Linked DNA regions of Homo sapiens: region 2 is linked to region 1. Evidence: read pairs that join two places in POLR2A ChIA-PET (ENCODE). Cell type or tissue: Panc1. All regions are shown on one strand. Region 1 overlaps SLC16A12 (solute carrier family 16 member 12). Region 2 has its middle 4.8 kb from the start of IFIT3.

Evidence for each region. Peaks named below come from ENCODE experiments on the same cell type or tissue, not always from the same donor. Only the 100,000 strongest peaks of a DNase experiment are listed, where the experiment ranks them.
Region 2: POLR2A ChIA-PET joins it to region 1 with 6 read pairs; 2 of 35 experiments call an interaction of 5 or more read pairs at or near these places.

The regions. Positions count from the first base shown.
Region 1 is chr10:89,485,210-89,489,209 of GRCh38, reverse strand. The region is part of intron 2 of SLC16A12 (solute carrier family 16 member 12); the gene reads left to right. Among named protein-coding and RNA genes, the nearest start is that of SLC16A12-AS1, 31 kb to the right of the region's middle. In Panc1, no CTCF peak of the experiment used is centred here; no DNase peak of the experiment used is centred here.
Region 2 is chr10:89,321,227-89,325,226 of GRCh38, reverse strand. It overlaps a transcript of LIPA not described here. Among named protein-coding and RNA genes, the nearest start is that of IFIT3, 4.8 kb to the left of the region's middle. In Panc1, no CTCF peak of the experiment used is centred here; no DNase peak of the experiment used is centred here; H3K27ac peaks cover 476 bases.

The sequences.
Region 1 (4,000 bases):
GATATTCACGACCAAATTGGGCAGTAACGTTGGGGTCAAAATAGCATTAATATGTCTATGAAATGGTGAGCTTGGTTTTCTTATTTAAATGATTGAGCCGTGAAAACAATAACAGTAGTAATTTCAAAGATTTTTCCCAATGGTTATGTGTTATAATATGCCCACATTTCTAGAGATGATTACTTAAAAGTAAAATGTACAAGTACAAAAAATATGATCACCTTTTCTTTCATCATGAAAGAACTCTCCCTGAAGCTGTACACTGGCTAGCTCTGATAAAGCCACTCCCCAGTCGTTTCCTGATACGTCAGTTTTCTTTTTGACTCTTGTCATACAACATCCTGGACTTATCCTGATATTATGCAGAATATTCCTAACCAGATCTCAATATCTCTGTGCATAGCATCTGTCTAGTTTACAAGGAGCTCTCTGCATCCTAGGCTCTATCCTTCTTCCTAACATCTTTTACAAGGTTAGGGGTTGGTCCTTCGGGAATCCCCCAAACTGCTCAGAGAGGAGCCATCTACAGATTTCTAAGGCATCATTTGGTGGGAAACTGTTACTATTGTCAGTTAGTCGTTGCTGCTGCTTTTATCCTAGGCATAGGCATTGGAGTGACCCAATATATTAAAGCTAACTTATTTGAGGTTCACTGAACCTCTCCCATAGCCTATCAATTAGAGTGTGAGGCAGTTTGTTTCCTAAGTCCTTATTAGCACTCCTATAGGCATGGAATTAATTCAGAAAGGAAAATGAAATTCTGCTGTGCAAGGTGTGGTACCATGCTGCTGAGTTCCACCAACAAAGAGCTGGCATCCACATCCTCTTCCAAATGACCATAATGCATGTGACTTCCTTAGCACTGACCACAAATCAGTGCTGAAAAAATAGTAGCTGCTATTCATTCTTTAAAAAGTTCCTCAAAAAACCTTCCTTATGATTAAGGGATTTTTTTGATGGATCTTTTAAAAAAATTTCTGTAGACTCAGGGAATACATGTGCAGGTTTCTTATATGGATATATTGAGTAATGGTAAGGTTTGGGCTTCTAGTGTGTCCCATCCTTGTTGCTGCAGAAACATGATTTCACTCTTTTTTCTGGCTATGTAGTATTCCATGATTTTATATATGTGTATATATAGATAAATAATATGTATTATACATACACATATATATTTAATATATATTAATATGGTATAATAAATGTGTGTGTGTATATATATATATATATATATATATATATATACACACACACCACATTTTCTTTATCCAATCATCTGTTGATGGACACTTGGATTGATTCTGTGACTTTACTATTGTGAATAGTGCTGTAACAAACATACAAGTGCAGGTGTCTTTTTGACAGAGAAATAACACTTCCTTTTTTTTTTTTTTTTTTTTGAGACAGAATCGCTCTGTTGCCCAGGCTGGAGTGCAGTGGCGTGATCTCAGCTCACAGCAAACTCTGCCTCCCAGGTTCAAGCCATTCTTGTGCCTAAGCCTCCTGAGCAGCTGGGGCTACAGGCGCGCACCACCACGCCCAGCTAATTTTTTTTTTTTTTTTGTATTTTTAGTAAAAGTGGGGTTTCTCCATGTTGGCCAGGCTGGTCTCGAACTCCTGACCTCAGGTGATCCACCAGCCTCGGACTTCCAAAGTGTTGGGATTACAGGTGTGAGCCACCATACTTGGCCAACAATTTCTTTTCCTTTGGGTAAATACCCAGTAGTGTGATTGGTGGGTTGAATGGTAGTTCTATTTTTAGTTCTTTGAGAAATCTCCATACTGTTTTCCATAGAGGTTTTATTAACTTACATTCCCACCGACAATGTATGAGAGTTCCCTTTTCTCCACATCCTTGCCAACATCTGTTGTTTTTTGACTTTTTAGTAATAGCCATTCTGATAGGTGTGAGATGGTACACTATGATGATGTTAATCTTCAGAATTAAAAATTTGAGTTCTCTTTTTGCCACACCATTCTGGGCATTTCCTTTAAACACCCAATTAATGAGTTAGATGTGATTTCCCCTTAGAGAAGGCTTGTTGCCTTGCCTCAGGATGGTTGTGTTCATTCAGAGGAATCTGACCCTTTGTATGGAATCCGCAGAGCCCACAGCTTTCTTGTCAGTCAGCCATAGAAGGGATTGCTGGGGATCGTCCTTTTGAAGCACTGCCTATTGGAAGTGAAAGGGTGTATGTTTCGTCCCATACTTCCAAATTTTCTCCTGGAGTGTCTTTTGACTTCACTGGTTGATTTGGTACCAGCCCACACATATCTCTCTCTGAACACTGTATCTGTTGCTTTTTGATCTAGAACCTTTGATTTACTAAGCAGAAAATCAACTTTTTCCTCAAAGAGTCACAGTTATCTTTATTGGAAAACAAAGGAGAGAAAAAGAAAAACAAGGTATCCAGGACATCCCTTTTTCTGTGATATTCATTTCCTAGTCTTTATTTCTATACTTATTTCTACTTATTTCGTTTTTCTCTTTTTTTCTTTCTTTCTTTTTTCTTTTCTTTTCTTTCTTTTCTTTCTTTCTTTCTTTTCTTTCTTTCTTTCTTTCTTTCTTTCTTTCTTTCTTTCTTTCTTTCTTTCTTTCTTTCTTTTTTTTTTTTTTTGAGACAAGGTTTCACTCTGTCACCTAGGCTGGAGTACAGTGGCTTGATAATAGCTCATTGTAATTTTGAATTCCTGGATTCAAGGGATCCTCCGACCTCAGTCTCCTGAGTAGCTGGGACTACAGGCACATGCCACTGTGTCTGACTAATTTTTTTCTATATTTCGTAGAGAAGGTTCTATAACATGTCACAGTCACATAGTTTACTTATATATTTGACTCTGTAAATTTAATGATATTTTTATGAATTCTAAGTCTCCTGACTGAGTGATGGAGCAGGGAGGCCAATTCTCAATCTTTGTGGTCTTTTTCTTTCTTTTTTTAGATAAGAAAATAAGGGAGCCATATGGGGCTTTTACATACAACCTAGATCATCCTCAGTACCAGGCAGTGAGCTCACTGCCTTCCAACCCTGCAAGACACGGGTCATCTTCCCCAGAGTATAGAATAGAGAACTGAGGAGCTTATTGATGAAAAACTATTTTGACTGATTCCCATAAATGCCAGGGATTTCTGCCTCTTCTTTTGTTATTTTACATCTTCAGAAAATACTGCTTGTTGAATGTACCTAATCATGGATTTTACTGATAGGGCAGAATTTCCACTCTGTCATGATGGCTTACCAAGGAAGTTTATATTCCCAAAGGTACTTTTCTTATATGCATGAATTTTTATAAGGATGAATTAGGCTTAGTACAGTCACAGATATGTGAGTCTTTATTACAATTGTATGTCCTGATGCATCTTTCAAAACTGTTACCTCTTAAATTAATTTCTTTAACTTCCCCAGTGTGCACCTACTGATCTACACACGCTGCTCTCCTTTCTGCACACAAACACACTATGCTTATTGGGGCTTCTTTGCCCTGACTCATTTCTTCTTTCACCTGCATTGTTCTTCCCCTTTCCATGGGCGTTTCTCCAAATGCCCTCTCAGTCTCTGTGTTTAATACACTCTTCCCCATGCCTGAATCCCTCTTCCTGCCATCCTGAGTTGTTCTCCCCCAAGCCTATCTCAGATATCTTTGGTTGCAGGTAGCATAAACTCATTAAACTGCTGTTAGGAAATGGAGAACTTTTGTGGAATGGTAAGTGGACGTGAAGAACATTGGCCATAAAGGACCTCAGGGCACCTGGAGCAGGATGAGCCGTTAGATGTCATAAGCAGCTGAGTTCAGGACCTGGGAAGCCATTGGAGCTAATGCAACTCATTTCTCCATCTCACCCTTTTGTTGAAGCCACATAGTTTCTTGCTCTAAGTCTATATCAGGCTTTCTCAACCTTGTCACTGTTGACATTTGGGCCAGATAATTGCTTTTGTTTTTCAGGATGTCCTGTGGAATGTTCAGCAGCATCCCTGGCCTCTGTGCCCTAGATGCCAGT
Region 2 (4,000 bases), 160 kb after region 1:
ACCAGCATCTGTTATTTTTGTTGACTTTTTAATAATAGTCATTCTGACTGGTATGACATGATATCTCATTGTGGTTTTGATTTGCATTTTTCTAATGATTAATGATATTGAGTATTTTTTCATATTCTTTTTTTTAGGGTATCTGAAGGAAGAAATTTATTTTCTTTTTTTATTATTATACTTTAATTTCTTGGGTACATGTGCACAATGTGCAGGTTTGTTACATAGGTATACATGTGCCATGTTGGTTCATATGTTTATTGCGGCACTATTTGCAATAGCAAAGACTTGGAACCAACCCAATAGACTGGGTAAAGAAAATGTGGCACATATGCACCATGGAATACAATGCATCCATAAAAAAGGATGAGTTGTGTCCTTTGCAGGGACATGGATGAAGCTGGAAACCATCATTTTCAGCAAAATATCACAAAGGACAGAAAACCAAACACCACATATTTTTTCATATTCTTATTGGCCGCATGCATGTCTTCTTTTAAAAAGTGTCTGTTCATGTCCTTTGCCCACTTTTTAATGGAGCTGTTTGCTTTTTTGCTTGTTAATTTGCTTAAGTTTCTTATAGATTCTCAATATTAGACCTTTGGTTATGCATAGTTTGCAGATATTTTCTCCCATCTGTCAGTTGCTTGTTTACTCTGTTGATAGTTTCTTTTGCTATCAGAAGCTCTTTAGTTTAATTAGGTCCCGTTTGTCAATTTTTGGTTTTGTCGTAGTTGCTTTTGGTGTCTTCATCATGAAATCTTTGCTGGTTTCTATGTTGAGAATCGTATTTCCTAGGTTATCTTCCAGGGTTTTAATATTTTTAGGTTTTACATTTCATCCATCTTGAGTTGATTTCCATATATGATGTAAGGAAGGGGTCCAATTTCAGTCTTCTATATATGGCTAGCCAGTTATCCCAGCACCCTTTATTGAACAGGGAATCATTTCCCCATTGCTTGTTCTTGTCAGCTTTGTTGAAGATCAGATGGCTGTAGGTGTGTGCCCTTAAGTTTGGGCTCTCTATTCTGTTCCATTGGTCTATGTGTCTGTTTTTGTACCAGTACCATGCATTTTGGTTACTATAGCCTTGTAGTATAGTTCAAAGTCAGGTAACATGGGCTCTCTATTCTGTTCTATTGGTCTATGTGTCTGTTTTTGTACCAGTACCATGCTATTTTGGTTACTGTAGCCTTATAGTATAGTTCAAAGTCAGGTAACATGATGCCTCCAGCTTTGTTCTTTTTGCTTAGGATTGCTTTGGGTATTTGAGCACTTTTTGTTCTATAGGAATTTTAAAATAGGTTTTTCTAATTCTATGAAGACTGTCATTGGTAGCTTGTTAGGAATAGCATTGAATTTGTAAATTGCTTTGGGTAGTATGGCCATTTTAGCAATATCGATTCTTCCTATCCATGAGCATTTCCATTTGTTTGTGTCATCTCTGATTTCTTTGAACAATGTTTTGTAATTCTCATTGTAGAGATCTTTCACCTCCTGCGTTAGCTGTATTTCTAGGTATTTTATTCTTTTTGTGGCTATTGTGAATGGGATTGTCTTCCTGATTTGGCTCTCGGCTTGGATTTTGTTAGTGTATAGGAATGCTACTCATTTTTGTATGTTGATTTTGTATCCTGGAACTTTGCTGAAGCTGTTTATTAGACCTACGAGCTTTTGGGTAGAGACGTGGGGGTTTTCTAGGTATGCAATCAAATTGTCTGCAAAGATAGATAGTTTGACTTCCTCTCTTCCTATCTAGGTGCCTTTTATTTCATTCTCTTGCCTGCTTGCTCATGCTAGCAGTACTCTGTTGAATAGGAGTGCTAAGAGTGGGCATCCCTGTATTTTTCCAGTTCTCAAGGGGAAATCTTTCAGCTTTCGCCCATTCAGTATGATGTTGACCTTGGGTTTATCATAGATGGCTCTTATTATCTGGAGGTATGTTCCTTCAATATCTAGTTTGTTGAGGATTTTTAACATTAATGGATGTTGAATTTTATCAAAAGCCTTTTCTGTATCTATTGAGATGATCACGTGGTTTCAGTTTTAAGTTCTGCTTATGTGGTGAATCACATTTATTGATTTGTGTATGTTGAACCAACAGAAACAAGAATTTTATAAAGGAATGGGAAATGAGAATTTGGCTGTGGGACATAAATTGGAAGCTCTAGCAGGCATGGCTTGCCTGGCTACAAGAGGCCAGGGTAGGTGGGGTTGCCTACCTTGCCTGAATGTTTCCCAGGACAACAGGAGGCTGTGCTCTCTGGCTGAATTCAGACAGAAGTGGAACCACTGGGATGGAAGCTCTAGCAAGTGTTGCCTGCCTGGCAACCAGTGGCAGGGGTAGATGTAGTCACCTGTCTTGCCCTCCAGGTGCTTCCTGGGAGAACAGGAGGCTATGGTCACTGGCTGAGTTCAGACAGAGAAGTAGGACCAGTAGGCTGGAAGCTGGCACCAAGCCCCATCCAGAAAGGGTTTGAGATGGGGCAATCTTACTGCTCCTAGGCACTGGGACTGCAGCCTTTATTGGGCTATGGCACCAGTGCTGGTCTTCTTGGGGGCACAAGGCTTGCAGAAGTCTCCTTGGACTAGAGAGTTGCCCTCCAAAATGTCTGGGGGGCTCTCTGCCTCAGTCTAGAAGCACGGTGGTGGGGTCGGGGGTGGGCAGGGGTTTCAGGGGCATTCTCCCATTTCCAGTCTTGCACAGGTCCCTGTCGAGAGTGTGAATCCCCTAGGGGGTTCTCACTCACTCACCCTTTCCAGTGTTGGAGAAATTCTCCTGGATCCACGCTGAGCCCGGACAGGCTGGTATCTAGCTTCACCCCTTTCTGCTCTCTGTAATCCCCTTACATCTTGAAGGATCCCGAATCCCTGACATGATTTCTCAGATGATTGGCCTGCAGGGTCAATGCTCACTAGCCCTTTTGTTTCCTTTCCGTGATAGCCTGGCACATGAGTTGCTTCTAGTTTACCATCTTAACCCCGAGCTCGAAACTGCATTTTTTAAAATTTTACTTTAAGTTCTAGGATACATGTGCACAACACGCAGGTTTGTTACATATGTATACTTGTGCCATGTTGGTGTGCTGCACCCATTAACTCGTCATTTACATTAGGTATATCTCCTAATGCTAACCCTCCTCCCTCCCCCTACCCCATGACAGGCCCCAGTGTGTGATGCTCCCCATCCTGTGTCCAGTTGTTCTTATTGCTCAGTTCCGACTTATGAGTGAGAACATGCGGTGTTTGGTTTTCTGTCCTTGCGATAGTTTGCTCAGAATGATGGTTTCCAGCTTCATCCATGTCCCTACAAAGGACATGAACTCATCCTTTTTTATGGCTGCATAGTATTCCATGGTGTATATGTGCCACATTTTCTTAATCCAGTCTATCATTGATGGACATTTGGGTTGGTTCCAAGTCTTTGCTATTGTGAATAGTGCTGCAATAAACATACGTGTACATGTGTCTTTATAGCAGCATGATTTATAATCCTTTGGATATATACCCAGTAATGGGATGGCTGGGTCAAATGGTATTTCTAGTTCTAGATCCTTGAGGAATCGCCACACTGTCTTCCACAATGGTTGAACTAGTTTACAGTCCTACCAACAGTGTAAAAGTGTTCCTATTTCTCCACATCCTCTCTAGCACCTGTTGTTACTGACTTTTTAATGATGGCCATTCTAACGGGTGTGAGATGGCATCTCATTGTGGTTTTGATTTGCATTTCTCTGATGGCCAGTGATAATGAGCTCTTTTTCATGTGTCTGTTGGCTGCATAAATGTCTTCTTTTGAGAAGTGTCCATTCATAGCCTTTGCCCACTTTTTGATGGGGTTGTTTGATTTTTTTCTTGTAAATTTGTTTAAGTTTTTTGTAGATTCTGGATATTAGTCCTTTGTCAGATGGGTAGATTGTAAAAATTTTCTCCCACTCTGTAGGTTGCCTGTCCACTCTGATGGTAGTTTCTTTTGCTGTGCAGAAGCTCTTTAGTTTAA